Linked DNA regions of Homo sapiens: regions 2 and 3 are each linked to region 1. Evidence: chromatin loops called from intact Hi-C (ENCODE). Cell type or tissue: IMR-90. All regions are shown on one strand.

The links. Hi-C counts contacts between places; a loop is a spot of excess contacts. Peaks named below come from ENCODE experiments on the same cell type or tissue, not always from the same donor. Only the 100,000 strongest peaks of a DNase experiment are listed, where the experiment ranks them.
Region 2: a loop joins it to region 1, with 4 times the contacts of the local background. A loop is called at or near these places in 8 of 110 quality-filtered maps.
Region 3: it touches region 1 in a loop (8-fold over the local background); 54 of 110 quality-filtered maps call a loop at or near these places.

Annotation. Positions count from the first base shown.
Region 1 is chr4:139,656,041-139,658,540 of GRCh38, reverse strand. No RefSeq gene overlaps it. Among named protein-coding and RNA genes, the nearest start is that of MGST2, 8.5 kb to the left of the region's middle. In IMR-90, CTCF peaks have their summits at 1,359 (motif pointing right) and 1,805 (motif pointing left); DNase peaks (open chromatin) are centred at 610 and 1,360; H3K27ac peaks cover 542 bases.
Region 2 is chr4:140,049,532-140,052,031 of GRCh38, reverse strand. All of the region lies in intron 1 of MAML3 (mastermind like transcriptional coactivator 3), which reads left to right. All of the region lies in intron 1 of LOC124900783 (a long non-coding RNA gene), which reads right to left. Among named protein-coding and RNA genes, the nearest start is that of MAML3-AS1, 77 kb to the left of the region's middle. RefSeq lists an enhancer at 2,197-2,500. In IMR-90, a CTCF peak has its summit at 1,514 (motif pointing right); no DNase peak of the experiment used is centred here; H3K4me3 peaks cover 258 bases; H3K27ac peaks cover 76 bases.
Region 3 is chr4:140,251,797-140,254,296 of GRCh38, reverse strand. No RefSeq gene overlaps it. Among named protein-coding and RNA genes, the nearest start is that of MAML3, 99 kb to the right of the region's middle. In IMR-90, CTCF peaks have their summits at 941 (motif pointing right) and 1,536 (motif pointing right); no DNase peak of the experiment used is centred here; H3K4me3 peaks cover 596 bases; H3K27ac peaks cover 836 bases.

The DNA.
Region 1 (2,500 bases):
GCCCAGGAGAAATGCTGGTTTCCACTGGAGGAGTTTACAGTATGCCTGGGTGGAAGAGAGAAGGACAGACAGACATGGGAGGGAAATCTGAGGCTGAGATGGGGCAACAGGCTCTGAGGCACCAGCAAAGGTAAGTGTGGCTGGAGCCGAGTCTCAGCTGATTGGGCCCAGTACTTCCCCGCCCACTGGCTTTGAAGTGCATGGAGACTGGTGATTCTCACATTAGAATCACCAAGGGCGTTTTTGAAATAAACACTGATTTAACTGAAAAATCTCCAGGACTACCAACTACTGCCTCAGAGAACTTACTGAGATTTCTATGCACCAGAGGAGAGTTTACTCTCTTGAAACCTACAGCATATTATGTGATTGGGCTACTTAAAGAAAAAAAGGGGTACCGTGGCTTCACTTGGTGTCTCTCTGGGGCTTAAGGCAAAAGAAAAAGGGCAAGCTACCCCTCTTTTGATGAGAAAACACAAAAGGTTGGTGGATTAAGAACAAACAGTTAAAAGCAGCTCTTATTCACTTTGAAATGTGGTGCTAAACCTGCATCTGGGCTGACACACCAAACAACAGTCATTTCAACACAGCACAATCCTGTTAGAACATGACTCACAAAAACACCGATGTGTCTAGATCGGAGGCCAAGTCACGTCCTGCACAAAAAGAAAGGAAACACAGCAAAACAAGAAACCTACTGGCCCCAAACAGGAAAGCCCTCCTGTGCATGCGGGCCTGTGACTGCATCCTTCAGCTACCTTAGCAAGATGATAAAGAACTTTGAAAACTGCTTGCCTGCTTCTCTTTTCTTTCTTTCTTTCTTTCTTTCTTTCTTTCTTTCTTTCTTTCTTTCTTTCTTTCTTTCTTTCTTCTTCCTCTTCCACTTCTTCCTTTCCTTTCTCCGCCTCTCCCTCCCCTCCTTCTCCTCCCCTTCCTCCCCCTCCCTTCTCCTCCTCCTCTTCCTCCTTCTTCTTTCTTTCTTCTTGTTCTTCCCTCGTTCTTCTTTCTTTTCTTCTTCCCTCCTGCTTGCCCTTAGGGTGTGCCTGGTTCTCACCTTTGCTTCTGGGACTTGGGCAGGATGATATCCTCAGAATTTCAGTTTCTGGCCATTCCCAGACAAACCTGTCTGGGACAGGAATTCCAGACAAAACAGCTTATCCGCCCTTCCACGCCCTCTCCTGCATGAGCCTATTTTTCATTCTCTTCTCAGAGGTCCCACTGGCTGGTCATCTAATTTCATCCCTAATTTGTAGTAGAAGGATTCTAACAGCCACACATTTAGAGCTAGGAGCTGCAGTTTAAGGTGCTCTATCAAAATAACATATTTTGTGAAACCGCTAGGGGGAGTCAATCCAGGGCTGCCAGACCTGCCGGGATAACACCACCAGAGGCAGCTCAGCTTCCAGGCAAGCCACCCTCTGAGGTCCCTGTGATAGCTTACTCCTCCAGGTTTCCAGAAGTCCCTACAGATGCACATCAGTGAAAATGGAACAAGTCAGTTAACACAAACTGTCAAAATCATCTCTAAATAATGTCCTATAAAAATTCAGTTTTTCAGGTATGAACACATTGACCATTTCCAGCAAGCGACCTGTAACAGTCAATTGCTCAAAACCCACAGGTGCTCAAATGTAAAAATACCAGGATTTAACCGTTAGTCCTGATCCACTCAGAGCTAGACGGAAGCCAAACACAGACGCTGCCCCAGAGACGTACATTCCATGGAGAAGGGTCAGAAAAGGACACTTTACGTTTGGCATCCCTGTGGCAAACTGCGAGGGGATAGAGGAGGGGTGAGAAAAGACACAAGGTTTCCACCTGGTGGTGGGGAAATCCCTAGCCAAGGGGATGCCCGTTTTTTGATCAATATTCCGAGGAATTGGATACCACACCTTGGACTTTGATTTGATCCCTTGATGTACCCCTAGCTTTTAAAGTGGCTTGGTTAAAAAAAAAAACAAAAACTTTGCAAAAATTATTTGGAAAGGAGTGGGTCAGAGAGCTGGGCAGTGTCTGAAGAGTTTCTCAAGATCAGGCAGACAGTTTGGTTGGTAAAACATCCGAGAACTGGGTTTTTATTCATACTGGAATGAGGGTACTGCTTTGCAATGAAAGAGAAAAATCTAAAGCAAGGAAAGGGGGCCAGGTGCAGTGGCTCACGCCTGTAATCCCAGCAACTCAGGAAGCTGAGGCAGGAGGATCGCTTGAGTCCAGGAGTTCTAGGCTGCAGTGAGCTATGACTGCACCACTGCACTCCAGCCTGAGCTGCCATCTCAAAAAAAAAAGAAAAGAAAAAAGAAAGAAAGAAAGGAACAAACCAGAAAATAGCAATGCACATAAGGCCGGGCGTGGTGGCTTATGCCTGTAATCTCAGGATTTTGGGAGGGCGAGGCGGGCGGATCACTTGAGGTCAGGAGTTCAAGACCAGCCTGGCCAACATGGTGAAACCCCATTTCCACTAAAAATACAAAAAAATAGCCAGGTGTGATGGCATGCTCCT
Region 2 (2,500 bases), 390 kb before region 1:
GAATGGAAATAGGGCCATTGCAACTCTGAGACGGTAACACAAATTAACACACAGGGGTGAGGTATCAGTAAGAGGTCTGAGATAGTCCTCACAGGGCTTCAGAGAGAATTGCCTGGTTCTGGTGGCCCAGTGGCTAAGTCACGGGCTTTAAATCAGGAAGCCTGGTTCTTATCCCGGCGCCTCCACTAGCTTGCTCTGTGACGTTGGATGAACTGCTGAGCTCCTCTGTTTCTCAGTGGGAAAATGAGAATAGCACAATGTAACATCCAGTTATTCCAAGTAGAATGGTTGGGAATAAAAAGCAAAATATTTGCATAACACTTCAAGCATCCAGAAAGAAGGGTAATATTTAAATTTTCAGCATTACTTCTGTTCAGTGTGTACCTATCTTGGTGAAGATTCGTTAGATATTCTTTGTCAAAAATGAAACAAGCTGTACCTCCTGAACCATTAATTTAATTTTTTTTTTTTTTTGAGACTGAGTCTCATCTCTGTCACTCAGGCTGGAGTGCAGTAGCTCGATTTCGGCTCACTGCAACCTCCGCCTCCTGGATTCAAGCGATTCTCCTGTCTCAGCCTCCCAAGTAGCTGGGATTACAGGCATGTACCACCACGCCTGGCTAATTTTTTTGTATTTTTAGTAGAGACAGGGTTTCACCATGTTGGCCAGGCTGGTCTCGAACTCCTAACCTCAGGTGATCCACCTGCCTCAGCCTCCCAAAGTGCTGGGATTACAGGCATGAGCCATTGTGACTGGCCTGAACCATTAATTTTATAATCATCTGACTTACTGCTCTTGACACCTTTAAGATGGTTTTAAACTCAGTGTCTATTTTAGGGTAAGTCAAGGGTTCTGTTAATGATTTTGTTTCTTGCCCTTCCTAGACTTATAGATATTGTCCTCAACATAGAGGAATTTTTGCTATGCCTTCAGAGAAGTATAACTGACTTCCATAATTAAATGGATTTCTTTCTCAATGGGAGGGAATTTCTGCCATCTGACTAAATGCATAGAGTAGAAGGGATGGATTAACTAACAAGCTATTGTATAAACTGGAAGTGGAGTTTCTAGATACCTTGATTGTACTAGTGCTTCATATCATATTTTTCCCTGTATAGCAAAATTCAGTGGATACTGAGTAAAACTTTCATTTTTTTTCCAGGATAACTTCATTGGGTATCAAACAGGATTAACAAGTAATTTCAAGGTAGCGATTCTGAAGGAGGTGTGGGCTCTTCTCAGACTATGTTTTCTGCCTCTTTTGTATAGAATCGCTGCGAGAGTTGGTCACTTTATAGATTGACAGCGTGTTGTATTCCCATGGGTGAGGACTCCTGCCTATAGAAGGCCCTGATTTATAGGTTCAGAGGCCATCCTTAGAATGAGGGGGCTGAAAATTTCCTTCTCCAGGTGTTAGCCCAGAGCAGAGAGAAATGTGTTCAGTGGAGCCCACGGCAGTGGAACACATGGCTGCTTTGGAGAACCTGGGAGGCGGTGCGAGGATGTACAGCTGTACCCCGAGCAGTAGGTGTCACTGTAGTCAGTGGCTTTTACTCCTCAGAGCCTAAGGGGTTAATTGGGTCTGGTTTAGAAGGGCAGACAGAGGCCCATCTGTGCCCTCCAGAGTGTTGGGCTTTGTCTCTAGGGCACCAGTTGACTCCAATGAAAGACCCAAGTTGACTCCCATTTTTTTCTCTACGAACGAAAGAAGGATGCTTTCCCATTTATATTTTAGGGTCTAAGGCTAGGCTGTTAGATGTTATGCAGTGGGGTGGGTTGGGATGGATAAGTAGGTGAGATAATCCTTCTAAAGTTTGGCGGGAAGACCTAGAATAGAGGGGAAGGCAAATTCTATTAAGAGAAATGAAAGAATATGGAATAGCAGAATACATTTCCTTGTTGTTATTGGCAATGAGCCCTGTTATATTCAGGCAGTGTGAGCTTTCAGAACTTCTATCAGCATCCTTCTTAGAAATTTCCCTTTTACCACAAAGGAGGCAAAGGAAAAAAAAATCTTTCTAGCAGAGATGTTTCTCTGCTAGATTTCTCTTTTGCCACTTTCCACTCCAGAAAGTTAATTTTCAAATGCTAAAATGGATTTTAAGATTTAGAAATAGCTACTGTGTTGACTAATTAAAAAAAAAAATCCTGTGATTACGTAGCCAATTGCTTTTTCAAGTACACCCACTTTTACTTTTTCTTTTCTAGTAACACCCTGGTGTGAAAACAAAGTAAAACCGAGTAAACTCACTGTAGAATTTTAGATGCATCTTATCTCTTATTTTTTGCCTAGATAACCATCTTTCTCCCCACCCACCATCCAGGCAGCACAGTGTAGTCTGTCCTTTTAAAAAAAAAGGAAGGCAACATGTATGATTTATACGTAGATACTCATTAAAAATAACTCCTGTCCAGTCTTTGCTCTTCCCCCATAGCCTGCCTGTTGGTTGTTGTTAACACCCTGATTAAGCCTTGCTCTTAATAGTACAATATATTAAG
Region 3 (2,500 bases), 600 kb before region 1:
TTCACGCTACAGAGGTGGTGGGGCAGAAAGGGGGGTAAAAGGGATTACCAAGCCAGGAAGCTTGTACTTCTGTCCCCTCGGCCTGAATTAGCACCCATCTTTGTGGAACACAACTCGCTGTGAGGGGGTTTCTCCTGCCAGAAAGGAGGCCATGGAATGAGCAAGTCCAGGAGTGCTGGGCATTAGGACATCAAATAGCAGGTCGTAGGGACCAGGGATTAGGAAACAAGAGGTCTGGTCCTGCCTCCCTCTCTAATTATTTGTGTGACTTTGGACTAGGCATTCTACCTCTTTCATCTGTAAAATGAGAGGGTTGGACTACGTGTTCTCCAAGGTCCCTAACAGCTTCTAAAAAAGAAACATGTAGAGAGGTTGTGAAGCAAAACATGATGATCCCTGTTAACTGTAAAAGGAATAGACCTTGGAAGTGGTGCAAAAATAATCCGCAAGGAATGCTTGCGGTGGGTTGGAAAACTATAAGGAAACGGAGAATTGTGCGTCGTGTATAACATGAGTGGAGATATATGAGACAATCTAAAATGGGGCACATGTAAGCTCACATCTTAAAGCAGAAAAGTCAGGCTTTTGAACCGAGGCTTGCCCTATTCTTTTCTACAATCTCTCCCCATGATAATGTAGCACCTTGTGCACACAATTAAATGTCAGCCACAGAAAACATTTCCCTTGGCTTTGTTGTTCCAGAACGGGATTCTTTTGTCCTCAATATAATGGATATGCAGAAACAATGATAGAACAGAGATTTTTTTTCTAAAGCGATGACAAACACACTACTGCTTCCTCCCTCCCTCCCTCCTTCCTCCTTATCCCCACCCCCAAAAATAAATCATTGTTCCAAAAAAAAAATCCCATTGTCTATTGTCCACGGAGATCAAGATCCGCCTAGGAACAGCTCTGGCGGCCGCCGCAGCAGCCCCGAGCAGCCGGTAGGTGGCGCACGAAGGCAGCGCAGGCGGAGCGCGGGGCCGAGCCCAGAGCCGGGGTCTCGCCGCCCCCACCCCTGCCGCCGCCGCCGCCTTCCACCCCCTCCTCGCGTGCTAATTGCTGGATACTCTACTGGGACTTCGGTCAGGGAAAAAGAAAGCGGGAATGGGAGGCGGGGGTGGCGGGGGAGGTGGTGAATCCGGTTCCGAATACACAAAGCCTCCGGGGCTTCGGCGACCCAGGAGCAGGGCGCCCTCGGCCTCTTCCCCTCCTCCTCTCTCCCTGGGCGCGGGGCTGCTGCGGCCTAGCCGGCCTCGGCTCCCGCCGGAGGGACACACAGACCAGCAGGAGGAAAATGGTGACCGCGTGCACAGCCCCACGCGCCGCGGCGCCTGACGCCTGCCCGAGCCTGGGCGCCTCCCTCCCCAGCTCACCCATCCCGGCCGCGGAGCCCGGACCCACCCCGAGCGCAGGCCCGCCCGACGGGAGTCGCCCTCCCCTCGAGGAATGCCGAGGCCCACAGGAGGATTCCTTGACCTGACCGCGGGCCCCTGAGCAGCGGGTTCTGCCCGAGCCCGAGAGCGGGAGGCCCCACCAGGGGGTGCCCGGGCCGGCGGGCGAGCCCCCTTCCCGGTGGAGCCGCGGGGCCCATGCCCTCTGTGTCGGGGCTAACGCTGTCAGTTCCTGCAAAGATGAACGGCCCATGTGGTCGCCTGACCCCCCAACCTCTGCCTGGTGGAACATGATGTTAAAGAGTTCTGCTGGCCCTAAAGTCAGAAGCCTGGATTGAAACGTGAGCATGGACACCCTGGAGCTCTGTGACCTTGAGGATGTTCCTAAAGTCCCCAACTCCGCACCTCCCCAGCTATCAAATGCGGGGAATAATACTTACTTCCTAGGAATGTTGTGAAGATTTTTAAAAAGTGGTTCTTAACTTGGCAGGAAGCCTGGCATAGAGTACCTATCATTATGAACAACCCGACTCTCCTTGCAGGAGGAGGGAGAGGCACAGTTTGCCGCCCTTGAGACAGACCTGGCATCGCTGTTGCAGAGACTCAGCAGTAGGGGTTCCCAGCCGAGGAAACGTGGCTCCTAACAGGAGCTCCCATCTGTCCTCCGCTGCCCCCAGCCCCCATCCTCCTCCTGCCCTGCTGCTGTGACTGTGTGGGGCACTCCCCCTCTCCCTCCGCTCCCTGGATAGACCTGTGATTTATGCCCCTTCTCTTTTGGAGAGTTCTGACAGAGCCCTATCACCCAGGCTTGGGAGGCAGACCCTGGCTCCCCCATTTGCTAGCTGGGAGTTTAACCTCTGGGGCTTCAGTTCACTCCTCTATAAAATGGTGGGCCTGATACCTACTACACAGGTTTTTTGTGATGATTAAGGGAAATACTGTGTATAAATGCCTGGCATGTACTATCTCTTCAGTACATTTGAAAATTTAAATTTTACAGTTGAAATTAGGTTAGATTATCTTGCAGAAAATGATGGTGGTTCATTGGAATTTCCAGATTTCCATCGAAGGTGAACCCAGCAACTGCTAACAGCTTCTTACTCCCA